2 separate regions of the Homo sapiens genome follow, and region 2 is linked to region 1. A link is a loop called in an ENCODE intact Hi-C map of the cell type or tissue named here. Cell type or tissue: CD4-positive, alpha-beta T cell. All regions are shown on one strand. Links, peaks and the distances in the headings refer to the core of each region. The heading gives the core; the rest is flanking DNA.

Region 1 (14,833 bases), core at 3,576-11,575:
GAGGCTGAGGTGGGTGAATTATGAGGTCAGGAGATTGAGACCATCCTGGCCAACATGGTGAAACCCCATCTCTACTAAAAATACAAAAATTAGCTGGGCGCGGTGGCGTGCGCCTGCAGTCCCTGCTACTCGGGAGGCTCAGGCAGGAGAATCACTTGAACCTGGGAGGCGGAGGTTGCAGTGAGCCGAGATCGCACCACAACACTCTAGCCTGGTGACAGAGCGAGACTCCGTCTCAAAAAAACACCCAAAAAACCAACAAAAAAAACCCCAAAAATCAGCTGGGATAGGTCATGAGGTCATGACAGGCCATCAACTATTTAAGAGATTTTTCAACTAAGAATATAAGAACATATTGCCATAAAATTTTAAAATCCCTATATTCTAGAGGTTCTATCTATTTTCAGTTGTATGCTCCTTAAACTTATCTGTATTTAGGCTTCCCCCAAAATGAATTCTAACAGAAAAAAAAAACTTCGGTAAAAAAAGAATCCATAAACACTAAATATTTTAATACCTTTATTTACCTCCTCTCTAACAGAACTAATCAGCAGCAGATAATATATTTGTTACGAAGAGAATTAATTTTCTAGTTAAACATGCACATAAAAACATAAAGGTGACAATATTTGGCAATATATGACACTAATAAAGGTAACATTTATTGGGCTATCCACTGGGCTAAGCGCTTGACTCAGATCACCTCAGTTAATCCTTACAGCAAACCTATAAAGTAGGTGCTATTCTTATTTCCATTTTATAGATGAGCTTATAAATGAGGAACCTCATTACTGTAATTTAATCTTCACCAACCCAGAATTTGAGTTCAGTGTTTACTCTGGCTATTAAAAGGTTGAATAAGCAAATTAGAAATTAAACGGGATTTCAGAAGATATATTTAACCTACTAGAAGGTCGTACGTTTTAAGACATACTGAAAAACAGATGCTAACTGCTTCCAACAGGATGTGTTTGGGAAGATCCTGCCTGACACTATACCACATTAAAACACTTGAAGATTCAAACTTTTACTAGTTAAGGTTGAGTGTCCTCTCACTATTATCCCCAATGACTGGTCCAAGTTAGTAAGGTATTATTCTACTTCTATGGGTGGTACAGTATGGTGGATGTCAGCTGCGGCTCCCAAGTTCTATTTCCCTCCTACCCTGACAAAGTGTCCAGAACTCTACACACCCCCAGCCTCCCCACAGCCTGGTGCAGGAGCCAGTCTGGTGCAGAAGCCAGCCTGAGGATGAACTGACCCAGGGAGGAAGGAGTGGAGAGATTAAAAAAAAAAAAAAAAAAAAAAAAAAAAAAACCTGGATGGTTTAGGATACTGCTGAGCTGCTGGTTCACACCCACCCTGCAGTCCACCCTATCCCTGCACATGGCAGGTACATGAGCTGATTAATCAATTCATTGTGCCGTGGGAGCCCCTGAGTTAGGTTTTCTGGTATTCAGAATTAGGATTTTTGGTAGTCAGCCTGAAAGAATCCAAACTGATAAATGGGAAACGAGCTTCTATGGCCTGAATGTTTTGTGTCTCTCCCAGATTCATGTGTTGGAATCCTAATCCCCAAAGTGATAGTGTTAGGGATGAAGCCTTTGGGAGGTGATCAGGTCTTGAGGGTGAAGCCCTCATGAACAGGGTTAGTGCCCTTATTCAGGAGGTCTGAGAGAGCTCTGGTCCCTTCCATGACGTAAGGACACAAGAAGTTGTCAGTCTGCAACGTGAAAGCAACCCTCACCAGAACCTGACCATACTGGCACCCTCATCTCAGACTTCCAGCCTCCAGAACTGTGAGAAATATGATTTGTTGGTGGTTATAAGCCTCCACATCTATGGCATTCTGTTATAATAGCCCAAACAGACTACGATGTGTGTGAATCCACAGTCTCTTCCTGGCACTTACTCAGATTTTGTTTTATGTTGTTTTTTGGGTTTTTTTGTTTGTTTGTTTTTAAACTGTTTCAAATGTTTTGTGTTGTTTTTCCCGAGAAAATGTAAGGGGCTTTCGAGAAACACTTTCATGAATTAATGAGTGGCCTTGGGCAAATCCCTTGACTTCCCTGGGTCTTTTCAAGTCTGAAAAGGACTGGGATCTCCGTTGCTCCTACCATCCCTCACAGCCGGCACATCTACGTAGCTGACCTCACAATGCAAAGTTTCACTCAAACATACACAAAAGCCTCTTTTGGTCTAAAGTAGAAACGTCCTTATAATCCAAGTGACCTGCAACTCTTGACTCTGTGAGACTGTTCCCATTCGCTCCGCAGATCCACCCTCCATCCTCCTTCAGGCAGCTCTGCCCCACAGAGGCTCTGCCCTCCGTGGACAGCATCCACCCAGTTCCCTTGCCTTCTGGCTCTGACTGAGGCTGCCTAATGGGAGGCACTGGCATCAGGAGATGGGAGATCCAAGGGGTTCAATAAGGATATTTATTCTTTTGGCTCCTTCCTGGCCATGCTGCTGTAGGTTGATTGCATTCCTCTACCAGGGACACCTCTCCAGCTCCTGTTTCCCATCCCGACAGCCAGTCCCTCCCTCTTCCTTCCAGGCACAGTAACAGCTCCCTGACACTGCTGGCCCTGGGTGCTTCAGCATCCCTTCTTGGCTTCTCTTAACTCTGCCTGCATCCTTATAAAGACTCCCTTCAGTAGACGCTCTTCAATTACCCCATTTGCACGAGCCACGTGTTTCCGACTGGAACCCCGAGACACAATGGCTTTAAAATTAAATCAGAATCAGGCACAATAAAAAAGAAACCGAAGCAATCAATTCTGAGCCTCATACAGGAGGAATGGAAAGCGTGGCACATGCCAAGAAAACAAAACCACACACACCGAAATAATCAAATCAGATACCACCCCCCTTCCCCACTGTCGCCAAGAATGTGTGGAGGATGGAGCCATCTCTTGCCGGATCAGGGTTTACACCTGAAATAAAAGCTTAAAATTCTATTTATGCACAAACTACTGACCCTTGAAACAGCTTGTGGGAGGCCCGGCAGAGGAATCATAGCTGTATGCCCATTTTATGGAGGGACAAACTGAGAATGGAAGGGATCATGAGGCCAGACCTGATAAAAACGCGAGGAATGCCCCAGGGCCAGCTAAGGCTCCTGAGTCCAGCAATCCGCCTCTGGCAGGCTCTGTGGAGCTTCCCACAGTGGCCTTCTACACCTCCACTGCATCCCAGACATTTTTAAATCCTTCTAAACACTTCTAGAACTACCATCCATGGACATCCATTGGATCCTCAACTATTTACAACTCTGCAAAATCAAGAGACACCCTCCGCCCCATTCCAGAAGCTGCCAAAAACCATTATGTGAATCCACAATCCCTGACCATTTCCCAGAGAAAATTTTCTAGAAATTAATGGATGTCCAGGCCCAGAGCAGCCCTCCTCCACTTCCTGGGGCATTCTCCACACCATATGGGTCCAAGAAATGGTCTTACGACTGCTTTGCTGTAAAATATTCCAACACCAAGAACTCCCGAGAAGCGACCTGTTTGAGGATGAAGAGGCTGAATCTTTCAGGGTCGTCCTGCTTCTGCGTCTTCTTCCTTCAGCATTCTCCACAGCCAGGGCCTGCAGGAGTGACCCAAAGAGCACAGTCAGGACATCTGGCTTCAGCATGGGAACAGTGAGTATCAATCAGGGAGAGGTCGGAGGAGTGACCTGGGATGGAGCCCTGAAGAACCCAGCAGCTGATGGGCCCACCCAGGACGAGGACCCAGCAAAGGCTGCTGAGGAAGGTCCCGGGGGAGAAGAGGACTTAGGAGACCAAGACGTTCAACTTCATTCTGGTTATTCAGGCTCTAAACCCAAGTCATCATGGCTTTCCTCTTTCCCTCACACCCCACGTCTAATCCATCAGCAAAGGACGCCAGCTTCAACGTAAAGTAATATCCAGACCCTCACCGTTTCTCGACACCTCCACTGGTACCACTTTAGTCCAAGCAAGCAGCATCTCTCATTAGGTTATTGTGATAACCCCCTAATTAGTTGTCCCACTCCTCCCCTCACCTTTCTATAACCATGTCTTGGGGGTTGAACTGTGTCTCCCCAAGATTCCTATGTTGACATCCTGACCCCTAGGATCTCAGAATGTGGCATATTAGGAGACAGGGTCATTGAAGATGTCATATTAGGAAACAGGGTCATTGATGATATAAATAGTTAAGACGAGGTCCTACTGAAGTAGGATGGGGGTTCCTAATCCAAAATGACTCTGGTGTCCTTATAAAAAGGGGATATTTGGAAGATTGGAGGTTTTCTGCCACAAGCCAAGAAGCTACCCAGAGTTGGAAAGGAGCCCGAAACAGACCCTTCCCTGGAGTCTCCAGAGGAGCATGGCCCTGCCAACACCTTGATCTTGGACTTGCAGCCTCCAGAGCTGTGAGACAATAAATCTGTGGTTTAAGCCACCCAGTGTGTGGTACTTGGTTATAGCAGCCCAAGCTAACAAATACAGCATGCTCCCCAGAGCAGCCTAAGTGATCATTTAAAAATCACTCTTCTGCTCAGAACACTCCTGTAGTATTTCATCTGTATCAAAGTAAAAGCCAAAGTCCTTGAAATGGCCACAGTCCACATGACTTGGCTGGGCCTCCTCCCTGATGGACTGAGACACCTGACCTCTTCTCCTCCTACTCTGCCCTTCCTCCATTTCCTCCAGCCACAATGGCTTCCTCAAACATCCAGGCAGGCTCCTGCCTCAGCCCTCCATACTTGCTCTTCCCCATCCCTGGAGCACTCTTCCCCCAGGCATCTGTCACTTCCTACAGGTTTCTGCTCTCACGTCCTTTGCAGTGAGGCCCACCTCAAACCCCGGCCCCCTTCCTAGCCTCCTTCCCTGTTGTATTTCTCTTTGCAACCCTTATTACCACCTGACATTTATTATTTTTTTCATCCCCCTTTCCCCACTTCCCTTAGACTGTAAATTCCCTGAGAGCAGGGACATCGTATTATGGTGTGCCCAGAGCCTGGCACATAGTAGGTGCTCAAGAAATAGCTGTTGAAAGACTTTGTATGATGGAATCAAAGAAGCCAAGAGAAAAGAGAGTTGCAAGAAGGAGGAAGCTGTCCAGTGTCAAAAGCAGCAAAGAGCCCAGACAGATAAGGACTGAAGTGTCCGTTGTGTGTGGCAACATGGAAGCCGTGGGTGACCTTAGAGAGGGCAGCCCCTGCAGAAGGCAGGAGGCCTCTGCAGCAAACCCACCGGGTCCCTGCTCTGGACCAGGCATAAGCCCCCACCAGTGGAGGCCAGCCTGCGTGGGCTATGTTAGCGAAGGCAGATTATTTCCACACATCCATCTGTAAGGGGAGGAGAAAAGAGAAGGTAAGGCTGAGGGGTGTGAAGGGCTGAGGAAGTTGCTGCTGCAGGACTGAGGCGTGAGGTCCCAGGGGCCGCAGGAAGCATGGGGATCCCTGTCCAGGGAGAGGGTTCTCTCTGGCCAGGAGGAAGGATGTCTCTTTCTCTGAGTGCAAGGAAACCAGGTGGGAACGAGCCCAGATGCAGGTCAGCACACAGGAGGGCAGGTGGGAACCTGAGTGGGCTCGCCGTGGAGTAATATTTTCAGTGAACACAGAAGCCAGGTTGTCTCCTGAGTGGTGAAGGGCAGACAGGAGAGGAGGCTGGGGTGCACGTCCCACTGTGGGTATCAAGTGCGGGCGTGGCCCTGAAACCCAGCACCTCCTGACGTTTCTGCCCTAGGTGGCTTACTCTCTCACCCTAGTCCACACCCTGACTGGAGACAGCCAGCTGCTGGCCAGTATCCCAGAGGGCCCTGCTCTAGCCAGAGGCCGTGGTTTCGTAGAGGCACAATCTGCATGGATGTGGGGTTTTCTGTGACAGCCCTCAGTAGCCAGGGTTTAGGAGGAGAAGTTCCTAAAGCTGAATTCAAAGGCCCCAAGCAGTTCCATCTCTTTCTGTGAAGGCTTCATCATTCTCCCGGGCTCCCAGACTCAGAACCTCATACTCCACTCCCCTAATCCCTCCCAGTCACAAAACCATGCCTCTTCCCGCATGAGAAGATTCATTATTCCTTGAGCACCTACTAAGTGCTGGGTGTGTTACAAGTTAAAATCCTCAAACAAGAGTCCTGTGAAGTGTTTTTAGCCTCTATCTATAGATGACAAAACAGGTTGAAAGAGATGAAGTAATTTGCTCAAGGGCACACAGGTAGCAAGTGGCAGAGCTAAGATTTGAAACCTTCCACTTCCCTCTCGTCTTTTCTACATACACTACCACCACCCTAGTCCAAGTCCTCAACATTTCATTCCTAACTCTTGACATGATAAATGTCTCCTAAGTTACCTCCCAGCACTGCCCATTTACAGTTCACAAATCGAGACGGATCTTCTTACAGCATTGCATTTACTAATCCCGGCTCCATGCTTTGGCTTTGGAGGCTCCTCAATACAGGAACATTCCAAGCTCCACAGCCATCCCTTGGGATCCTTCATAAATGGTGCACATCTCCTTCTTCAATCTTGTTTCCCATGCGTACCTCTGCTCACCCCATCTGTAATCCCCTGCCCAGTCCATGCACCCCGTCAAGGTCCTAACACCCAGCACATTCCTCCCCTGCAGCTCTGCCCTCTGGCCACCCAGCTCCAGCCCTCTCCTGCAGTCTGCTGGGTGGCACCAACCCAGCTTACCAAGCTCTCCTGGCTCTTCTGAGCTCACTGCATCTAGCTTCTCTGGGCAAGAGCTCCCTGTGCCCATGTGGACTGCCAGCTTCTTGAGGGCAATGAATCGTGTATTGACAATGCTTGCAACTGCCCGCTGCTCAACACAGTGTCTCAGTTATTTGATCCACAGAACAATTCTGATGCTCAGGTGATATGATTCCAGAAGTTTTTCAGAAAATGTAGGAGAACCAAGATGGCCAAGTGAAGAGACACAGGGCCTTCTTGAAGCTGGGAGGCATACCTATTCTTCCTGTGCAGGAGGCACCAGAGTCCGGCACCTCCTAACATCCACTCTAACGGGGAGGAGGATGGCTGGGTTTGGCTCCTCCCTCCTCTTCCTGCACCTGCATATTCAAGGTCTTGGTGTCCTTCCTTTACCACCCTTTCACATGCTTTTGTAGACATAGATAGATATACTCTCTTCTTCCTTCTTCAAGGGAGAGCTTGAAATGTGAGAAATCCAGCTGTGTGGAGAAGCTCATGGTGACTGGCAGAACAGTCAGGACTGGGCAACCAGAAGCAGGAAAAAGAATATTCTATTTTGGGAAATGAGGAGCTGGACTGATCCACTTCGATCACCAGCTATGGACCACCATCTAACAATTCTGGGATTCCCAGAGCCACAAGAGGGAGATGCCTGGGAAAGGTGAAAATCAGCAAAACACTCAAGGGCCATCTGATCACCCCAGGCAGACAGGCAGATCTGGGTAACATGGGGCTGAGAGAAAACCACAGGTTTCAAGGGGATGCTGTCACCAAGATGCCCCATAAGAAATCAGGATCTGCCCAAACCAGGGGCAACCAAAGGGGCATTGTACTCCTCAGGACTTAGCTGAAGTCACAGGAGCACTGGAGTCAGGCCTGCGATCAAATCCTGACCTCGTCAGCCAGGTCAGCCTTCACCTCTTGGAGGCTGGCTCTGCATGAGTGACTGTGAGGCCTAAATAAAATTAAGTGTATAGAAGTATAATATCTAGCACAGGCCTGGCCTTACATAAGGGGCACACTCAGTGTTGCTCCCCTCCCCCTTTCCAGCCTTCAGACCTCACAGCTCTCTCCACTCTTACTAACAGAAACAAGCACAGAGGCCACAGAGCATTTCCCAGCAAGAAGGTTTGCAAAGAAGGATGGCAGAAGTCCGCAAAGAAACAAACAGGCCACCCCACTGCTGGTAAGAGAGAAGCACCGGACCTCGGTGAATGCCCGGGTTTCAAAACACACAAAGCTCCGAGCCTCTGATTGTACCTAAACAGGAAGTTTGTGACAAACTTAGAAAACACGCATGCACAATGGCAAGAGGCTGCACGCCACTGAGAAAAGATGAAATCCGGCCCTGCTGGGGGCTCTGTGTGGAGGAGAGGCGTGCAGAGCCAACACTCCCACCGCACCAAGATCTTCCTGGCTGTAGGGAGGCACCCTTACCCTGGGCTTCTCCTCACCCCAAGCATGGGAGGGATTTGGGCCAAAATGTGTGGAGCTGCTCTGGTTTCCAAAGCCAGGCTCTGCTCACCCCCTCCTGCTCTCTCTCCCACCCCTACCCACTCAGGCATCTAGGACATCAGGTACTCCCAACAGCTGGCAGGGGCCTGGTGACTGAGGTGTATAGCAGGGGACCATTTTTCAGCTGGGAGATCTTAGCACAGAAAGGGGAAGTGACACACAGAGGTCCCGCAGAGCTCCCATCCCCGATCTGATCTCCATCTGGCTGCCCGGCCAGCGTCTGTATCATCGGGCCCTTTAGCATTCCACAATGGGGTCCTCAGCTGCCATCTCCTTCCACTTTGACACCCTGCCTGGCCCTAACATTTTTACTTGCATTGCTCACACCAGTATGGGGCTCGATAACTTCAGTTCACTTATCTGAAAGTGCAGGCAAATGTGGACACAATCTGTGTCTCATCTCAAGTAGAGGACAAACTTGGGAGATTGTTCACAATCTCCCAAGTGCCCGTGGAATGGGCCCTGCATCCAGGCAGTATACTTGGTGGCTGTGCTCCAGTAAATACTCGGTAGATTAATACACAACATCAATACCTTCCTATTGTACCTCCCCAACCAGGTTATGTCCCACTTGTCTCTGAGTCACCCTCAGCAAGGACAGGTCCCTCTACCCCTCCTGAGTGGAGGGCCCAGCTGTAAACTCAGTCTCCTGATGGTTGGCTCCTCGGCGCCCCCACACAGCACCTCCCGCAGTGGTTTCCTCGCCCCCCCAAGTTAGGTTCCTTTTTAAAAAAATGACTCATTTAGGAAGAGACAAAACCAAGAACTTCAATGGTAAAGATAAAACAGCAAGCACCAAGACTCTAAACACCTCCCACTCCATGTAGAATTTAGATCCGATAAAGCTTCCCCAAACTGGACCTCCTAATTTGGAACTTACGGTATACACAATTCTTCTAGCAAAGACACTTCCAGTAATGTCTCAATGTTTCAGCGTCTTCTTTACAAATAGAGATGGCCCCAGGACTCCAGGCAGTAGTTTTTTCAAAATGAGGGAATGAGAAATTAAAGATTAAAGTCCACGCTTTGGACTTCTGGGTCAAAAAAGTAATTATTTGATGTTTTACTACATTTATGATTCTAATTTATTGATTGCAGGACATAGGCATTATATCACAGGCCTAATGAGAATTATGGGGAGTTTTTTAGTTAAAAAATGACTTCTTGGTATGTAAGAAGTTTATGACATTTGTGCACAGTATCTGAAAGGAATGAAATTATATGATACAATACAGAGAATAGTAACATTTTAGGGCTAAAATGAGCAATTAAGATGACCCGAATCCAGGGGTTCCCAATGTTAGCTGCATTTCTGAAAAAAATTCCCAGGCTCCCCAAGATTCTGACACATTCAGTCTGGAGTGGGGCTCTGACATCAACTGTTTCCTTTTATAAGTTTCCCAGTGATTTTAATGTGCCTACAGGGTTGAGAACTGCTTATCTGCAGATAAGAAGGCTGGGATCTAAAAAAAACTGAGGAGGCCAGGCACGGTGGCTCACATCTATGATCCTAGCACTTTGGGAGGCCAAGGCGGGTGGATCACTTGAGGTCAAGAGCTCCAGACCAGCCTGGCCAACATGGTGAAACCCCGTCTCTACTAAAAATACAAAAGTTAGCCAGCATGGTGGCAGGTGCCACCCAGCTACTCAGGAAGCTGAGGCATGAGAATCGCTTGAACCTGGGAGGCAGAGGTTGCAATGAGCCAAGATCAAGCCACTGCACTCCAACCTGGGCAACAGAGCGAGACTCCAACTCAAAAAATATGAACAAACAAACAAACAAACTGAGGAGTCCAAAACTGCATAGTCAGTCAGACCCAAAACCAGAACTGAATCTAAAATCTGCACCCCCACCCAGTCCGGTTCTACACGTTTGCTCAGGTTTTTGGTATTCACAGATTTGCTAAAACTTTTTTTTTAAACAAACAAACAAAAGAGGGGACTAACTAGGGCTGCCAACTTTTGTTTTGTCAAGCAAAGGTATTTTACAAATATCTACCAGTTATCATACTATTACCACTTCCTGATGTGTCTCTTGTCTATTTGCATACCTGCTGCCCTCTCTGGCCCAGTCTCCACCCAGGAGGTAAAATTTCACAATATCTGGCCCCGCCCACTGTTGCATTCACCTTCACTCACCCTGCTCCTTATGACAAATCCAATCAAAACCCAGGCCTAAAAACTTCTCCGTCTCCTCCTTCTCTAACTCCAGTTTCTGAAAGTCTCTTCTGTAACCACAAACTACTTCCCAGTCCCTCTAAACCTACCCTTCACCTTCCTCCTGACCTCCACATGAAAACATCTGTACAAGCCATACTAACAGTTTTGCTATTCCACACACATTATCCCTTCTAAATGTCTCCCCTACCAACGATATACCAGCAACTATTCAAAGAGGCTGCCTCTGAGGAGCAGAATTAGGGGGTAAAGGATGGATGCAGGGGAAGGGGGGGTCTCTTTATACCCTACCATTCGAATTTGGGAAAGCATATATTCTTTTCAATGGACACAAATCACACATACACACATACACACAGCAGGTTACAAAATGCATCTCTGATTTGCTTCTGTATTTATAAAAACACAAAAAATTGTCTGGGAAGTATGCATGTCCAGGTTCTAAATGTAAACGATATCTGAGTGGTGGGATTATGGGTGACATTATTTTCACTTCCCTTTCCTCTTTGTTATCTTTGTTATGTTTTGTTTACATAACAAAGAAAAAATAATAGTTTAAAACCTGAACCAGAGCTGGGCATGGTGACACATGCCTATAGTCTCAGCTACTTGGGAGGCTAAGGCAAGGGAATCACTTGAGTGCCTGGGCAACATAGCAAGATCCCATCTCTTTAAACAAAAACCATGAACCAAGGCATTATCTGATGTCCGAAACCTACATAGTTTAAAAAGCAAAGGTACCAGAGCAGGTCACAGACTGGCATAGAGAATTATCTCTTTTCTGTAAAATGAAGGGTCTTCCCCAGCCAGGCCCTCCTGGCTTCTGTGCGTGGCCTGGGTCCTGAGTCTACCACTGGCATTGACCCCAAGTCAACCCTTGGCCCTGCCAGCCCCCAAGAACAGATGCAGAAGAAATGTCCTCACATAGGTATAAAGCCCCTTCCAGAGCCTCTCTGGCCTTCTGAGGTCACCCCCTATCAGCTCTCCCTGGCCCCTGAGGAGGATCCACTATCCTCTCCTGAGTGTCTCCTCTGAGCCCTGGTTTTCGCTGTTTTCCTCTATGTTTTTCCCAGGCTATGCTCCCCAAGGCTTTCTGAGTCTCTGCAAAGGGGAGCAGCCACATACAATCCAAGTAACCCTCAGGCCCACAACCTGTAAATCAGGAGCCCAGAAACTCTTTAGATGGAGTGCAAACGGTGGGATTCTCCACAGTCCCCACGGCTCCCTAATGTTTTACAAGGCAGTGAAGAGGGGTGGCGGAGTGCTCTAGGCAGCAAGAACAGAACTGAGAGTTCAAAGGCCTGGAGGTCAGAGGGTAGGTGATGTGTTCAGGGAAGTAAAAGGCATTCAGGATAACTGGAGTGTCTCTGAGCACGTCCAAGGCCTAGCAGAGAGAAAACTCTAAGGAAACTTACCAAAATTCACAAGGGCCAGCAAAGAAGGGCCTAAACAAAGAACTCTCAACCTTTCATCTGCTGTGTCTCCTTCCAAATGCTTCCTCACTTGATCTACCCTTCCAGTGTCTAGGAGGATCTAGGCCAACAGGAGTGGGTGGCAAAATAGGAATAGAGAAAAAAGAAATGAGATTAAGCAGCCCCACACAGGAGGCAGACTGAGGTCCTCCCAATGTAGCGGTTCCCGAGGCCAAGAGACCTGATGCTCAACCCCCTCCTTGGCATCAGCTCCAAAGGCAAAGGACATTTGCAATGTATCCAAACTTCTGGGGCTCTCGAGGTAGCTTTTTAAAGAACTTTGAGACTTCAAGAGTGCCAAAACACAGATTGGCATGCTCAACCAGATGCATCTGTGACCTGTGTGAGGCCTTCTGGGGAACCCTACAGAGCTGGACTAGCATTCAGCCCCTGTCCTATAAGAAAGAAGCCATTGGCAATTCTGTCTCCTTAAATGTCCCCCCACATTGTGCTTGTATATGGCAAGCTCATCTGCTCAGGGGGAAATCTTGCCCTGTAGCAGCACTGTTCTGTTTAAGTAGGAGGTATGTGCCTGTTTTCCCTCCCTCAAAATCTCAACTAAGGCTGGGCGCAGTGGCTCATCCCTGTAATCTCAGCATTTTGGGAGGCCAAGGAGGGTGGATCACTTGAGGTCAGGAGTTCGAGATCAGCCTGGCCAACATGGTGAAACCCCGTCTCTACTAAAAATACAAAAATTAGCCGGGCATGGTGGCAGGTGCCTGTAATCCCAGCTACTCAGGAGGCTGAGGCATGAGAATCACTTGAACCCAGAAGCCAGAGGTTGCAGTGAGCCGAGATCAAGCCACTGCACTCCAGCCTGGGTGACAGAGCAAAATTCAGTCTCAAAAAACAAAAACAAAAACAAAAACCCCTCAACTAGACTGTAAGCTCCTACTAGAGTCAGCTCTAGCTTCTGTTCTTCATTTGCCTTAAAGAAAGTCCTCCCTGTTGGCTTTTGTTGAGCTCTTACTAACCAAGTAGAAAGCCAGTTCTCAAACCCATCAGCTCCTACATGAGGCTTCTGTCCAACAGCTACGGCTCTCACTGGGCTACAGGGACAGTTCTTTCCAATGGAGTTCCTTCAGGCCTCAGAGTGGCAATGGCTTCCCCCCACAGGACCATTCCCCTGTGACCACTTAGAGTCCAGTCTCTGGGTGCTGTATCCTCCCAGTCAGTTCCCTTCCCCCTAACTAACTTAAAGTCTCTTCAACTAAACCTTTTGAGTGAAAGAAAACTCACGACCTAGGATTCGCACCTAAGAAAGCTGGATTCTCATTGGAGACTTTGGAGATGCGCACACTCAAAACAGCCAGACAACATCCCAAGGGATGGCAGAGAATCGCCTGCCACTGATGCCTAATAGAGAGATGGAGAGGGATGAGAAGGTCTCAGAGGAAGTGAGATCTGAGTTGGGTCTCAAAAAATGGGTTCAATGGGGTCAACTGGAGAGGAAGTAGGAAGACCATCCCAAGCAGTGGGCCAGCACACACGTGGCACTGACCACAGGGTGGGTGGGGCCCCACTACGGAGGAATGAGACCCTGAGTCAGGCAAAGGGTAAGAGTGTGTGTTCGGGAGTCACGTCAGAATTGGTCTGAGCTCAACTCTACCTCTGGCTAGCTGAGCAACTGGGTAGCTTGCTAACCTCTCTCAGCTCCACATTTTTCCTCAGTAACAGGATGAAGACAAGGATAATCAGGGTACCCATGCTATGGTTGTTGTAAAGATTTAATGAGAGGATGCACATAAAATGCTGTCAATAAATATAATTTGTTATTCTTGCTACAGTCAAAATACCAGTGGCCATCCTGCTGGTGTGGCCGGGGCACTTTCTTCTTTCTAACAGCCACAGTGTTGTGAAGAAGGGAGCACTGGTGGACTGGGCACATCCTGAGTCACCTAAGAAGGGGAAGAGGCTGGGTGCGGTGGCTCACGCCTGTAATCCTAGCACTTTGGGAGGCCCAGGTGGGTGGATCACCTGAGGTGGGGAGTTCAAGACCAGCCTGACCAACATGGAGAAATCCTGTCTCTACTAAAAATACAAAATTAGGCTGGGCACGGTGGCTCACACCTGCAATCCCAGCACTTTGGGAGGCCAAGGCGGGTGGATCATGGGGTCAGGAGATCGAGACCATCCTGGCAAACACAGTGAAACCCCGTCTCTATTAAAAATACAAAAAATTAGCTGGGTGTGGTGGCGGGCACCTGTAGTCCCAGCTACTCGGGAGGCTAAGGCAGGAGAATGTCATGAACCCCAGAGGCGGAGCTTGCAGTGAGCCGAGATGGCGCCACTGCACTCCAGCCTGGGCAACAGAGTGAGACTCCGTCTAAAAAAACAAAAAAAATTAGCCAGGCGTGGTGGCACATGCCTGTAATCCCAGCTACTCAGGGGGCTGAGTCAGGAGAATCGCTTGAACCTGGGAGGCAGAGGTTGCGGTGAGCCAAGATTGCACCATTGCATTCCAGCCTGGGCAACAAGAGCAAAAAAAAAAAAGAAGAAGAAAGAAAAGAAAAAAGGCCGGGCGTGGTGGCTCACGTCTGTAATCCCAGCACTTTGGGAGGCCAAGGTGGGCAGACCGTGAGGTCAGGAGATTGAGACCATCCTGGCCGACATGGTGAAACCCTGTCTCTACTAAAAATACAAAAATTAGCTGGGCGTGGTGGCACGTGCTTGTAATCCCAGCTACTCAGGAGGCTGAGGCAGGAGAATTGCTTGAACCAGGGAGTCGGAGGTTGCAGTGAGCCGAGATGGCACCATAGCCCTCCAGCCTGGCAACAAAGTGAGACTCTGTCTTTTTTTTAAAAAAAAAAAAAAAGAAGAAGAAGAAGAAGAAGAAGAAGAAGGGGAAGAGCCTGCTAAGCCTTAGAATGCCCAGGCAGCCGGGGGCGGGTGTGTGCAGCTTGCCCCTACACACTCTGTTCTCTGCCCTTCCTGGACCACTGGCTATATCAGCTGGGCTCTCTGGGCTTCCAGCTGGATTT
Region 2 (14,833 bases), core at 3,583-11,582, 50 kb after region 1:
CATGTCCACCAATTTTTCCTGATTATTATTATAATTATCATGTTCTTGCATTATGAAGTATTTCACTGGAATTTTAAATGCCAAAAGGGCATGAAATCTAGGCATAAACTTTGGAATGCTGACCCTTTAATGCTTTAATTTCTGATCAGAAGCAGCCATGTAGGATTTTGTAATTTTCTTTGAATAAAAATTGTGTCATTTGCAAACAGCGATATTTTTATCTCTTCCTTCCCTATACCAATCCCTCTAGTTTCTCTTTGTTCCTATATTGTTATGACAAGCATCTGTTAAACTATGTTAAATAAGAGTAGAGATAAGGGGCATTTTGGTTTAGTTCCTGTTTTTCAGGGCACACTTCTAGTATTTCCCCACTCAGTATCTGCAGCCCCTGTGTAAGGATTGCTACACGGTTATACACAAACAGGCTCTTTATCCTACATAGGGGTAAATCCCCCAACACACCTATTTTTTTACTCTTCTGATGCTTTATAATGCATATGTAATTATTTCCAGTATTTTTCTACATCCACTGAGACCAAATTCATTCATCCATCAAACATTTGTTGACTGATTATATTTCAGGCACCGTGCTGAATAATAGGTATTCCGATTTTTATGATTTCTTTCTATTAATATTGGCCTCTCTGTGTTGAATCAGACTTATATTCCTGAGACGAGCCTTGCTTGGTGATATTTCAAGACTCTTTTTTTGAGACAGGGTCTCACTCTGTCACCTAAGCTGGAGTGCTGTGGCATGATCAGGGCTCACAGAGTCTCAGCCTCTGGGGCTCAAGCAATCCTCCCACCATGCGATTCCTCCCAAATAGCTGGAATCACAGGTATGCACCACTGTGCCTGGCTAATTTTTTTTTTAACTTTCTGTAGAGATGGGGTCTCACTATGTTGCCCAGACTAGTCTAGAACTCCTGGGCTCAAGCAATCCTCCCCTGTCAGGTTCCCAAAGGGCTGGGATTACAGGCGTGAGCCACTGTACCTGATCTCAACACTCATTTTTTAAAGAGCCCATTCAGTGACCATAAAATTCATCTGGAAAAATTAATAAAGAATACTGAGATATCAACCTCCAAAACCCAAATCAAACATCTCCTCTGTGAAGCCTTCCCAAACCTCACCTTTATTTTTTTACCCTCGCCTTTCTGAAGTAGAGTTGGAGGCTCCTCAGTCCCCCCTCCCTCCATCACCACATTCATTTAACACAGGGACTGTAATGCAATCAATCAATGGCCATGTGTCTGATTCCCCTCAGGACTCAGTGCCCTGAGGACAGAGACATGGTATATCACCAGGGCTAACTACTATGGCTACTGGATGGTAGATGTGCAATAAACATTTCCTAGTTAAGTCATTCACCTATTTATTTATTCCACTGATGACTTCTGCAGCTGTGTGTTTACATGAAATTGATCTGTAATTTCCTTCTTGAAATGAGCAGGGCATGGACAAGCCCACTCAGTTCCAAGCACATACAGAGAAGCTGTGGTCCAGTGGGCAGGCCTCCTGTCTGGAGAGATGCTGGCAATCTCTAGCTGGCTGGGCTCACAGGGACTGTGGGGAAGGGGACAGCCTAGAACAAAATTATGAATAGTCCCAACAAGTGGGCAAAGCTCTATGATGGGGGAAGTCAGGATGGGCAACCCTCTGCAACTCAGGCATCAGGACATCTATTGAAGGTTACTAAGGCTCCATCCATCCGGCTGGACTGGGCAAGATTCCAACCCCTGAGAGTAGGACTAGTGATGCCAGCTACTAGTTATCAATAAACACTGTGCACTGGTTCTATGACCACCCTGTCAGGTATATTCTATTGCTCCTGTCTCATACATAAAGAAACTGAGGTCCGGGAGGGTTAAGTAATTTACCCAGAGTCACACAGCCAGTAAGCAGATGAGCTAGAATTCAAACCCATGTCTCCCCACCACACCTGGTTATCACTAACAAAGGGACAGGACAGGGTCTTGGTCCCAATTCGGGACCTGGATATCAGGCACGTTAGCAGAACAGGAACTAACACAGAAGCCTCTTAGAAGAACTGAGACTCAGAGAAGGAAACGGGACACAGGAACGAGGCAGGAGGCCCTGCCATGTCAAAGCCAGAATAGTGTCTGAGCCCAGAATCCTAGCCAGAAGGGATCTGAGTCTCCGTTTCCTCAGACCAGACATGACTATAAGACCTGAGGGCAGGGCTTGGCTGAAGGAAATAAGCCAAGGAGCTGCCCTCACCAGGGATGAGGCAGGCAGGGTCTGGATGGGTGTGCACCACTCAGCCCAACAGACCCCACAGAGAACCAACGTGTAGTGACACAGGCTTCCCACCATGGGCAACATCAGCTGCACTCAGAATGGGAGGGAGGCTGTGGAACATGGAGAATCTGACTTTGAATAAATGTCTGAAAATCTTGGCCTTTGGTTTTCTTATCTGTAAATGAACACGGCTGGACCAGATGGCTTCTGCAGACACCGTGGATTCTGTTTTTCATTTGGGGATTCTTTGCCTTAACACCACCAATTATTTGAATTTTTTTAAAAAATCCTTTTTTTTTTTTTTTTTGAGACGGAGTTTTGCTCTTGTTGCCCAGGCTGGAGTGCAATGGTGCGATCTCGGCTCACCACAAACTCCGCCTCCCGGGTTCAAACGATTCTCCTGCCTCAGCCTCCCAAGTAGCTGGGATTACAGGCATGCGCCACCATGCCTGGCTAATTTTGGTATTTTCAGTAGAGACAGGGTTTCTCCATGTTAGTCAGGCTGGTCTCGAACTCCCGACCTCAGATGATCCGCCCACTTCGGCCTCCCAAAGTGCTGGGATTACAGGCGTGAGCCACCACGCCCAGCCTAAAGAAATCTTTAAAAATATTTTCTGGTGCTCTACATGTTCAGAGAAATTTCTCTAGTAATGAACTATAGAAATGATTCCTGAAAGTACAGTCTTAACAGCACCATTTAAATCAGGGGTCCTATGTATGGTCATAACTAGCCAGGCTTTAGGAGGTTTGCAGCTCACACAGGCGAAATAAAAACCAGGAGTTTGGTGTGCATGAATACAAAATTGGGGAATGTTTCTGAAGAGAAAGTCCATGGCCTCCATCATATTCCCAAAGAAGTCTGTCAGCCACCAAAAATGTTAAGAACAACTAACAACTAACTGATCCAAATGGACCTACAAAGTCAGCTCAGTGGTGGGGCATGACGGCTCATGCCTGTAATCCCAGAACTTTGGGAAGCTGAGGCAGGAGGATCACTTGAGGCCAGGAGTTCAAGATCAGCCTGGGAAACATGGTGAGATGCTTGTCTCTACAAAAACAAAAAAAAATTAATTAATTTAAAAAAATTAGCCAGACATGACAGCCATGTGTCTGTCATCCCAGCTACTAGGGAGGCTGAGGTGGGAGGATCACTTGAACCCAGAAGTCTGAAGCTGTGAGGAGTCTGAGTCAGTGAACTATGGCTGTGCCATTGTACTCCAATCTGGGTGACAGGGTGGGGCCCTGTGTCAAAAATAAATAAAAAGAAAAGAAAACTCAGCTAAATCAGTGGAGGCTAGGACAGCAATGCTTAGCCAAAGCAGTCAGGTCAACCGACCAAATGTGCCCAAAGAAATTTTGTAGCCACAAACCATCTTCTACCCTCTCGGACCATCTAGAAAGAATACGGCCACTAATGAAGCCAAAAAAAGTGATTAGGTGGGTCAGGGCATCTCATCTTCACCACTTCAATAGAAAACAGGATGAATTTCATTGCAATAGTTAGAAGTATCATCTTTTTAACAGTTGGTGTATTCGTTCAATACTGGATACTTGGGTACTTAGTATCACTTAATATCACTTAATATCCTCCACCTAATATCAGTGGAGGAACAGGTATCATTTTCTCTACTTTCTCACTCCCCAAAGGTAGACCCCATCTGGAGCTGGTTAGAAACGCATCTGGGGCCTCATTCGCACTTACTGGATCAGAATCTGCATTTTTTTTTTTTTTTTTTTTGAGACAGAGTCTTACTCTGTCACCAGGCTGGAGTGCAGAGGCACTATCTCAGCTCACTGCAACCTCCGCCTCTTGGGTTCAAGTGATTCTCCTGCCTCAGCCTCCTGAGTAGCTGGGTCTATAGGTGCGCGCCACCATGCCCAGCTAATTTTTGTATTTTTAGTAGAGATGGGGTTTCACCATGTTGGCCAGGATGGTCTTGATCTCTTGACCTCGTGATCCGCCCGCCACAGCCTCCCAAAGTGTTGGGATTACAGGCGTGGGCCACCGCGGCAGCCCAGAATCTGCGTTTTAACAAGAGCTCTAGACCCAAGGAGCTTCGTGTGCACCTTAAAGTTTGAGAAGCACTGCTGTGCTTGCGTTGGCCAAAATTTACATAAGAAAAAAATGAAAGATAAAAGAAAAATTAAAAGTGAAAATACAAGTAACAAGAATGTGAGCAAATGTCAGGGAAGAGAAGGAAAGCCAAAAGTTGGCCCTTTGGGGAAGAAAATTTTTCGTGAAATTAATAAACCATGGGCCCAATTAATTTCAAAGGAATAAACTGGAAAAGTTAGAAAAGAAACACAAAGACCCAATAAAAGTGCCACTGATACAAGGAATTTTATGTGCAATCTTCAGATAATAACTTTGAAAGACAAAATCAACAGGGCGGTACTTAAAAATTTACAAGACACCCAAATGAAAGCAAAAGGAGAGACACAAACTGAGCAGCAACAAGTAAGTGAAAAACAACCAAGGGGAAAGCATCTGGACTTAAAGCATCCTTGGAGGGTCTTTCAATAATGTGTAAACATTTTTTAGCCACTTAAATATACAGGCAAAACATTCACACTTTTTTTTAATGCGCCATAAAGTGTAGGCCTCTCTCAATACCACTCTGTCCCAAGAGGGCACCTCTGTTACAAGCCTGGTTCACAGCTTTCAGGCCTCTTTTGCATGAATAAGTGATTCCATCAAAAATATTATACTGTCAAAAACATGATATCGTTTTGTGCGTTTTCTTTTTTCAAAAATAGTGTCACCCTGTACTATTACTCTGCAACTTGCTTTTTTCACTCCAAATTACGTTTCTGAGATCTAGTCTTACGACTAGTTACTAACTTAATATATTCCTTTTAACTACTCTTGCAGTGTTTTCCAACTTTTTTGACTGAATCACACAGTAAGAAATACACTTTACATTGCAATCCAGTTCACATTTGTGAATACACAAAACTGAAACAAAAGCTCACCAATTATTCAGCCACATTATGTGCAATGCACTCCGTTATCTTCTATTCTTTTGTTTCACACGGTGTCAAAACCCACTAAGGTATTTTATTGACGCACTAAAGGTCTGAACAACCCAGGTTTTATTTAGCCCATCTCCCACTGATGGATATTTACATTGTTGTCTTCAATTTTCCATGATTACAATAATGTCCAATGAACATTGTACATGTGAGTGTTTCTCTAGGACAGATACCTATTAGTGGAACTGCTGGGTTCTAAGAGATGGGCATTCATAATTTAGATAAATATCACAAATTGCCTTCCAAAGCAATCGTATCCATTTACTCTCACCAGCAATGTATGAAAGTAATTTTTCTTTACACTGTCACCAAATCAGTGTATTATTAAATATTTTGATCTCTTCCAATCTGATAGGTTACAAATGCCTTCTTATTGCAGCTCTGATTTGTACTTTTTATTATAAGAGGGTTGTGGGTCTTTTCATATATTTAAGAACCACTTACACTTCTTTTCTGTGAATTTCTATCCATGTCCTTTTGCCCATTTTTCAATTAATGACCCTTTTTATTTATTTTTAAGGGCTCTTTGTATATTAAGAAAATTAACTCCTTTTATCATATTTTTTCCAAATTATTTTTCTCAGATTATCATGTATCTTTTGACTTTGTTTACAGTGTTACTCTTATGAAGTGGATCTCATTTTGATGTTGTCAAATGTATCAGTCTTTTATGTTATAGCTTCTGGGATTTGTGTCAAACTTAGGAAGGTCTCTCTACTCCAAGACAACAGAAAAATTCTTCTATGGCTTTTACGCTTTCATTCTTTATTTAACCATTTGACCTATGTTTGATAGGCTTATTCTGGTCTAAGGCATGTATTAGGGATCCTGCTCTTTCTTATCTCTCAGATAGCTATCTGGTTATGAAGATCCTATATTTTTCCATACATTTGAAATACTGCGTTTATCACAAAATACACACATGTATACACACACCCTTATTTATTTTGGGCTCACTATTCTGTCCCATCACTTATTCAGCCAATTAGTACCAAGTGATCTTAGTTATTGTAGTTTTTTAAAATGTTTACCATGTATCAGAGCTAGAACTTCCTTTTTCTTTTTTATATTTTTCATGCATGCTAATTTTTCCATATGAACTTAGAACCAGCTTTTCTACACCCAAAATAATCCTAGTGGTAATTTTATTATGATCACACTTCACATGTATAGGAAAAGTGACACTTTTATAACACTGACTCTTTCTAGCCAAGATTATATTATTTTTCTCTTTAAGTCTTTTATGCCCGTTGGTAGTGCTGAGATTATATGTTAATATAATTTTATTAAGCTTATAACTAGATATTTTATCTCTTCTGTTGCTTATACAAGTGGGATTTTTTTTCTTCCATCATATTTTCTAGCTGGATATTTATGGGGGAGTACTACTGATTTTTGTGCATTAACTATGCACCAAACTACCTTACTGAATTCTCTTGTTTGTCTTTTAGTTTTGCCTTTTCCTTCTAGGTTTTATACCTCTTATCTAATTACACCAGCTTATCCCCACCAGAACAAGGTTATATAATTATGGTGTTTAATCGGGATTTTAATGGGAATGCATCTAGCATTCACCATTTTAATACTAAGCAAAATTTTGGCTACTTGCTTGACAAAAATGTATTTTCCCATGTTGAGGAGGTATCCAATTATTTCTATAGCAGTTTTTATTAGAAACGGATGTGTAATTTTTCATAAACCTTTTCAGCATCTTATTTTCTCCTTAGATCCTTTAATACAATGAATTTTTATTAACAGAAATCCTAAAGTTAACCTATCCTTACCTTCCTGTTCTGGAACTCCCGTGACCATGGAGTTCTTTAAATGGGCTGCTGGGTTCTAATTATGTTATTAGAATGTCGCATCTTCAGTATTCAAAACAGAGACCACTTTGTGGCTCTGTGTGCACACCTGTTTTTTTGTCACATTTTGTTACACTAGCTTCATAAAAAGAATTTAAGCGCTCTTTCTCTGCTTTAGGACAATGTAAATGGCATTAGAATCACCTGTACCTTCAATATTTGAAAACATTTACCTGTGAAACCATCTGGTCCTGGGACTATTTTAAGGAATAGCTCTGATAACTTTCTCCATTTCTTCTATGGTAATTGGTCTGTTAAAATTTTATTCTATTCTAGTGTCTGGGTTTTTTGTGTGTGTTTTTTTTAAGAACACATACTTTCATGTTATATAAACTATTTCTAAACATAGAAAAAGATCCTACCAGCATCACTATAAGAAGTAAATATAGCCTCCACCCCAAACCTTACCAGGACAACGCCCAGCCAGCCTGGTTCCTAGCTACTGCACCCCTCCTCCCTGCCCTTTTTAAGGCCTCATCTTTTCTCACCAACAGACTCACAAAAAAAGAGGACAGACAGGTTTGCAACAAACCAGAAACATACTCCAAAGCAACATGGGGGCTAACCCTGCCCACCCCATCTCCAATGCCATCAGGGAAGGACTGCTGAAACTCGCCTTACCTTCTCTTATGTAGCCAAATGGCCCATTCCCCTCTCAGTGGAGGCCCTTCTAATTTTGTCTGGGCTTCTTTTTCTGAGCCTTCACCAGCCCCTACCCCACGGACCCCACTCCACTCACTCCAAATCCTCTGCCTCCTATGCACAGTATGAAGGGATCCATGTGTATGCCTGTCCACCAGGCACCCGGCAGAGGCTGAGGCACCTGTTATACACCGGTCCTGCCCTCTAAGAGTGTGTCACCTGAGTGAAGGGTTAGGACCTGTCCACAATTAACAAAAAGCCCCCCAGGAAACAGCCCAGTATGATGAGGCACTAAACAGTGCAGCAGAGAGTGGTCCAAGGGTATAAAGAGGAGGAACGACTGGCCGGCCAGGAAACCCACATCCAGCAAGAGACAGAGGGCAAGGCTGAAGACCGGCATCTGCCCATCTGCCTGGCCAGAGCAGGGGCCAGATAAACCTGGAACACATGGGCCCTGGAGCCCCAGCAAGAGGTTTGGACATGACACAGCAGACAACCAGAGCCCCTGTGGGCTCCAGGGAGTAACAGGAAGAAAGTGGTGTTTTGGTCACACCCCCCCAACAGTCTATGATGCCAGACTTGCATTCAAAGAAATGGCTAGCTGCGCCAAGAACTCGGTGAGCTGCAGAGGGTGAATAAACCACAACCCTGCGCTGATGCCACAAGTGACAATGAACACACACACATACAATTCCAGGCTCTAATGACAGAGAGCAGACTGGAATCATACCACAGCACTAGGGTTTAAATCTTTTACTGCACTACACAATAAAAACCACATTGCCACAAATCTCTAACCTCAGGGGGCATCTGTGCTAGCCCAGCACTTCTCAAACTTGACGTGCACCCAATCACCTGAAGGTCTTGTTAAAACTGCAGATTCTGATTACACAACTGTGGATGGGACCAGAGGTTGGTTCGTTGGTTCATTCGTTCTTTCTCTCTTTCTCTCCTTCTTTCTTTTTCTTTCCTTTTTTTTTTTTTTTTTTTGAGATGGAGTTTTGCTCTTTCTTTCTTTCTTTTTTTTTTTTTTTTTTCCGAGATGGAGTTTCGCTCTTGTAGCCCCAGCTAGAGTTCAATGGCGCGATCTTGGCTCACTGCAACCTCTGCCTCCCGGGTTCAAGCAATTCTCCTACCTCAGCCTCCTGAGTAGCTGGGATTACAGGCACATGCCACCATGCCTGACTAATTTTTTGTATTTTCAGTAGACATGGGGTTTCACCATGTTGGCCAGGCTGGTCTCGAACTCCTGACATCAGGTGATCCACCCGCCTCAGCCTCCCAAAGTGCTGGGGTTACAGGCGTGAGCCACCGTGCCTGGCCCTGCGTTTATTTCTAAACAGCTCCCAGGTGATGCTGCTGGTGCAGGGACTGTGCTTTGAGTACTAGATTATACTAAGGCTCTAGTGGGCTCGTAGGTAGTTGATTAAGGGCACTAACCACAGGCAGAGAGAGAACTGGGGGCTGCCTGTGGCCTGCGGCAGAGCACCCAAACTAATCAACTCATTTTCTATTCAAAAGATTCATGCTGGGGGTTCAGTAACAGGCAGGGCTGCCTTAAAGCCAATAGTAAATGGAAACCACCCCCTGCATTTCACAACTGCTGTCTAATTACCTTCATGTAACCTCTCACAGTGCCCTAAGCCAGCTCTTTCAAGTACTGATGCCACTAATCAAGTCATAAAGCCTTAAAGCATCATATTATTAGCCTTGATAACAGGGTGTAAAACAAACCTGAACAACAATGCATTCACTTCTCCTCCCAGCTGAGGCCATCAGTCAAGCTACGTTACAACCCGGGTCAAGGGAAAATGCACTTAACCAGTGAGAATCCCATATCCAGGATGGCCCGTGCCAGAGAAAAGTAGTAGCTTTTTAAACGAACTATTTGAGAAGATTCTGGAAACTGATATGAACTGCCACAATCCCAGAGACTTCTTTCCTGTCTCCATCTCTTTAGATAATTCAAAACCTGGAAGAAGTTTCTACTTCCCCCCACCGCCCCACCCCACCCCCCGCCCCGGCTTCTGCTGAGTCCCCTCTCCTCACTCAGGTCACCTGCTTAGGCACAGAGTGACCGGTTCAGATCAACCCCCCTCACAAACCACAGTGCTCCCCATCATGGCTCGATTCTGAAATCAGGCAGCCTGTGTTTCAAGCGCATGCCTGTGGCCTGCATGTCCGAAGGCAGACCTGGACCCCACCTCCATGCGACTCACAAAATTAACCCTCCTACCCATCCCCCAACATGTGCCAACAAATTAGGGTTCTAAAGTGCGCAGAACCTCAGCACCTTACTATACACTGGGGGGATTCACAAGACACAATCCCTGAACTTGAGAGCTGCTACAAGAGGAGATATAGCACTCCAAGCTTATGCAGCAACCAAACCTTAAGGTCCCTAGTGGCTGGCACCCACGGATTTGGAGAATGTCCTATACTTGGGCCCACAGTTCTACAGCACATAACTAATGACAACTCCATGGTGGGGATTAGGTCATTGGCTCTGGAAGGAAACAAGGCTGAGGATGTACCCTGCTCAGGGCAAGCACTCCTGCCGTGGTGTTGACTGGGCAGAATGTGAGGAACAAGAATTAACCTGTCCTCCAATGGCCACGGGTGGGTAACTCACCTGAGATTACACACTGGGTGTTAATGCTGAAACCACAGCTCAGGTCCCCCAACTGCCAAGCAGAGGTTCTTTCCACTAAATCACACTCCCTTCACCTCCATTTTGGAATTCCTCAATGAAATTAGCATTAGAAGATTTGTCTTTTATTTGTTCTTTATTCTCCCCACAACCTCAACCAACCTCTAGCGCCCTCTTTCTCTTGGGGAAGCAATGTGATTTAACCTACCTAGGAGCTTCTCCTGTTCTGCTATCCATGAGATGGGAGGACGGCAAAGCAAAGTCACCTCCCTTCCCAGGACTTAGTTTCCTCTTCCCTAAATGAAGGGGTTAGTGGAGATACTTTCTCAGATCCTTTCCAGCTTTAAGCAGAATCAATAGGCACTTCACTTTGTAGCTAAAACAGAAAAGAGGCCCCCTAAACTATGGCCCCTGCCTCATCCTGGTCTCTGCAGGGAGGATGGGCTGGTCCAGGAACCTGATAAGAAGCTCCAGTCCACAAAGAACCCATCCACCAATCGCCTCCCGTGGTCCACCCAGAGCTTCCCCAGCCCACACAAGAGGAGGAACAGAATGCTGCCGGCAGCCTCTCAAAAACTTGCCAGGAAGAATTCTTAATTAGAGTTTTTTGTTGCATTGCGGTATTTTATTTTTAATGACTTTTTTAAATTATAGAAATTATAAAGTTAATTCATGCTTATTAGAGAGAATCAGAAAACATTTTATTTTTAATAACTTTTAAAATCATAAAATAAATGTACATTTGTTACAGAAAAATCAGGAAACTTATTAAAAGAAAATCTCACCTATAAACAAACCTAAATATGTTTAATTAAATCATATTTCAATCAAGAATCAAACCCAGGAGTTGGGATTGACTTTAGAGTGATGGTACAGGATGAGTCTTGGATGCTGTCATGTAAGTCATGGGGGGATTACTATGATCCAATCCAATCTCCCACTGAGGTAGAAGAAGGTGGACAAGAATTCTGCTTCCACTGTCCCTGACAGGGGGCCACCCAGCCTCTGCCCGAACACTTCCCGCTTTTTCAGCCCTTTTCCAGACAGCCCAGGCCATTTTGGAGGACAGCTCCATCCACGGTTCTTCCTACAGTAGAAGGTAGTGAATATGCACAGGCTTTTGAGAAAGCTGGGCTCAGGTTCAATTCCAGGCTCAGCCTCTTACATGCTCCATGACCCTGGGAAAGTCATTCAGTCTCTTTGAACTTGAATTTCCTCATCTCTGTAATGGTAACACTAATGCCTACCTCATTGGGTCGTTGTGAGATTTCAATGAGTGAATGTATAGAGCGCACTTGGCAAAGTGCCTTCCATAGTAGTCTAAGTGATCAATAAACAGCAGGTAATATTATTAAATGGTAGCTTGGAACAATGGCTTTCAAACTTTTTTCCATTCTTACTCTCACTAATTAATTACACTTTATATCATGACCCAGCACATAAAATATCTCTATATACACATAAATATATAAAACTAGACAAATATTTTCAAGAAACAAATGCTGACCCATGTTCATCTGGTCCACTCAGACTTTTTTTTCCCTACTTTCCTCTTTCCTTTCTATTCATTTCCTTTTTAAAAACTGCTGGTCTTGGCTGGGCACAGTGGCTCACTCCTGTAATCCTAACACTTTGGGAGGCTGAGGCAGGCGGATTGCCTGAACTCAGGAGTTCAAAACCAGCCTAGACAAAATGGCAAGACCCCGTCTCTACTAAAATACAAAAAGTTAGCCAGGCATGGTGGTGCACGCCTGTAGTCCCGGCTAATCGGGAGGCTGAGGCAGGAGAACTGCTTGAACCCCAGAGGCAGAGGTTGCAATAAACTGAGATCGTGCAGTTACACTCCAGCCTGGGCGACAGAGCAATGCTGTCTCAAAATTAATTAATTAATTAATTAATTAAATTAAATAAATAAAATTGCTGGTCTTGATCACTAACTTGATTGCACAACTGACAAATAGATTGCAAATCACAGTTTGAGAAACACTGGCCGCGTGTGGTGGCTCACGCCTGTAATCCCAGCACTTTGGGAGGCTGAGCCAGGCGGCTCACTTGAGGTCAGGAGTTCGAGACCAACCTGGCCAACATGGTGAAACCCTCTCTCTACTAAAAATACAAAAAAAATTAGCCAGGCGTGGTGGCGTGCACCTGTAGTCCCAGCTATGTGGGAGGCTGAGGCAGGAAGAATCGTTTGAACCCAGGAGACAGAGGTTGCAGTGAGCCAAGATCATGCCACTGCACTCTAGCCTGGGAGACAGAGTGAGACTCCATCTCATTAAAAAAAAAGAAAGAAAAGAAAAGAAAAACACTAACTTATACTAAGACCAAATCTCTCCTCCTAGCCGGGCACAGTGGCTCACACCTGTAATCCTGGCACTCTGGGAGGCCAAGGCAGGCAGATTGCTTGAGCTCAGGAGTTCAAGAACAGCCTGGCCAACATGACAAAACCCTGTCTCTACAAAAAATACAAGTTAGCCAAGTATGGTGGCGTATGCCTGTAGTTCCAGCTATTCAGAAGGCTGAGGTGGGTGGATCACTTGTGCCCAGGAGGCGAAGGTTGCAGTGAGCCGAGATCGTGCCTGGGCAACAGAGCCAGACCCTGTCTCCAAAAAAAAAAAAAAAAAAAAAATACAAATCTCCTGCCATACCTTCCACCTTTCACTTCTAGCTTTACCTTCTGGAACCATGCAGATCTACTCTGCTCCACCTTCCACCTCAGAGTCTCACATATGAAACATCCTTCATTCTCTCAAGCAGTAATTTCACGAGATAGGGCTGCCCAATCCCCCTTCGCTCCACCCCTTTCTGCCCAACTCCTTCCCCTGCACTCTGTGCCCCTTCCATCACTGCCGTCCAGGATGGCCATGATCATCTAGCAGCTGCCCTACTTCTCCCATGGCCTCTCCACAGCCCCACAGCCTCAGCTCAAGCAGCCTGGCGTGAGCATCTTTTTTTTTTTGAGATGGAGTTTCGCTCTTGTTGCCCAGGCTGGAGTGCAATGGCGCGATCTTGGCTCACCACAACCTCCATCTCCCGGGTTCAAGTGATTCTCCTGCCTCAGCCTCCCGAGTAGCTGGGATTACAGGCATGCGCCACCACGCCTGGCTAATTTTGTATTTTTAGTAGAGACAGGGTTTCTCCATGTTAGTCAGGCTGGTCTCGAACTCCTGACCTCAGGTGATCTGCTTGCCTCTGCCTCCCATAGTGCTGGGATTACAGGCATGAGCCACCGTGCCCAGCCATGGGCATCTTTTTGAACCTTCATGCAGGATGCTTTATCCATCCCCAGAGGAACTCATCTTGGTTTCTTCCAGCCCATCCGTAACTCTACTCGAAAAGCTGGTTCTCTCATACAAACATGTTCCTTCTTTGTCCTTCCACAAATTAGGATGCCATGGAACTCATCAAATAAGAAGAGCGAAAGTGAGGAAGAGTTTCAGTACGCATATTTGAGCCAAAACTTAAAACCAGAAAGTGCCCCTTTCTTACTCATTTCTAAACTAGCTCTGCTTGCTAACCCTGGAACCAAACCGAGAAGGCCCCATCACCCAGCCACATCTACGTCCCCCTTACGGTGAAAGCAGCCCCGAGACAAGGAATCACACACCTGGCTGCAAACGCAGCCTTTCAGAGCTGAGATCTCCCAGCACCACCTTGCATGGGCAGGAAACCATAGATATCAGATGCAGCCACAGTTTCCCATATCCTATCTGCATTTGTAGTGATCAAAAAATACATTCGTGGTAATAAGAAAAAAATAAAATAAAATGCACACATATGCACCTAATATCATACTCCAATTGCTAACATTTTATAATTCGGGTTATTTAAAAAAAAAAGTTTCCAAAGCAATGACAAAAATGTCTACTCTGCCTTCAAAACCCAAGCTGACTCCTCCTTGATCCCATCTGTATCATTGTACTTGGGGAGCTTGTCACAAACACATTTAAGGGAGTGGTTCTCATAAGAGGAACCTTCGAAAACCTGCCCCCCAACATTTATGGCTTTCTTAGATAATCTGCATCCCAAAACAATGTAGTTTTAAGTTTTTATTGACCTTCAAATGTAATAAAAAGATATGCTGTTTGGAATATTCAAAGTCTTGTTTTTCTAAATTCAAAATTATATTACTAAAATTCACTCAAACCATTACATGTAGATGTTGTTCATTCATTTTGCTGCTGTATAACAATCTATCACATGACAACAATGTATGTACCCATTCTCCAGCTGATGGGCATTTGGCTTTCCAGTGTTTTGCCATTATGAAGAGTGCTACTAGGAATATTCTTAGTATATGTCATGTATACATGCTGCCCACGTAAGCAAGTTTCTCACAATGATTGTATACCCAGAAGTGGAAATGCCAGGACATGCTGTATGT

What was found. A loop is a pair of places that touch in the nucleus more often than their neighbours do. Peaks named below come from ENCODE experiments on the same cell type or tissue, not always from the same donor. Only the 100,000 strongest peaks of a DNase experiment are listed, where the experiment ranks them.
Region 2: a loop joins it to region 1, with 2.9 times the contacts of the local background. A loop is called at or near these places in 8 of 110 quality-filtered maps.

Annotation. Positions count from the first base shown.
Region 1 is chr6:42,359,486-42,374,318 of GRCh38, forward strand. It overlaps TRERF1 (transcriptional regulating factor 1), which reads right to left. Exons shown (of 18, transcript NM_001395490.1): 3 at 3,512-3,594. Among named protein-coding and RNA genes, the nearest start is that of TRERF1, 85 kb to the right of the region's middle. RefSeq lists an enhancer at 8,491-8,580. In CD4-positive, alpha-beta T cell, for the core only: no CTCF peak of the experiment used is centred there; DNase peaks (open chromatin) are centred at 7,926, 8,336, 8,856, 10,286 and 1 weaker place; H3K4me3 peaks cover 1,381 bases; H3K27ac peaks cover 2,163 bases.
Region 2 is chr6:42,409,449-42,424,281 of GRCh38, forward strand. The region is part of intron 2 of TRERF1 (transcriptional regulating factor 1); the gene reads right to left. It also overlaps the pseudogene LOC124901512. Among named protein-coding and RNA genes, the nearest start is that of TRERF1, 35 kb to the right of the region's middle. RefSeq lists an enhancer at 14,111-14,160. In CD4-positive, alpha-beta T cell, for the core only: no CTCF peak of the experiment used is centred there; a DNase peak (open chromatin) is centred at 8,423.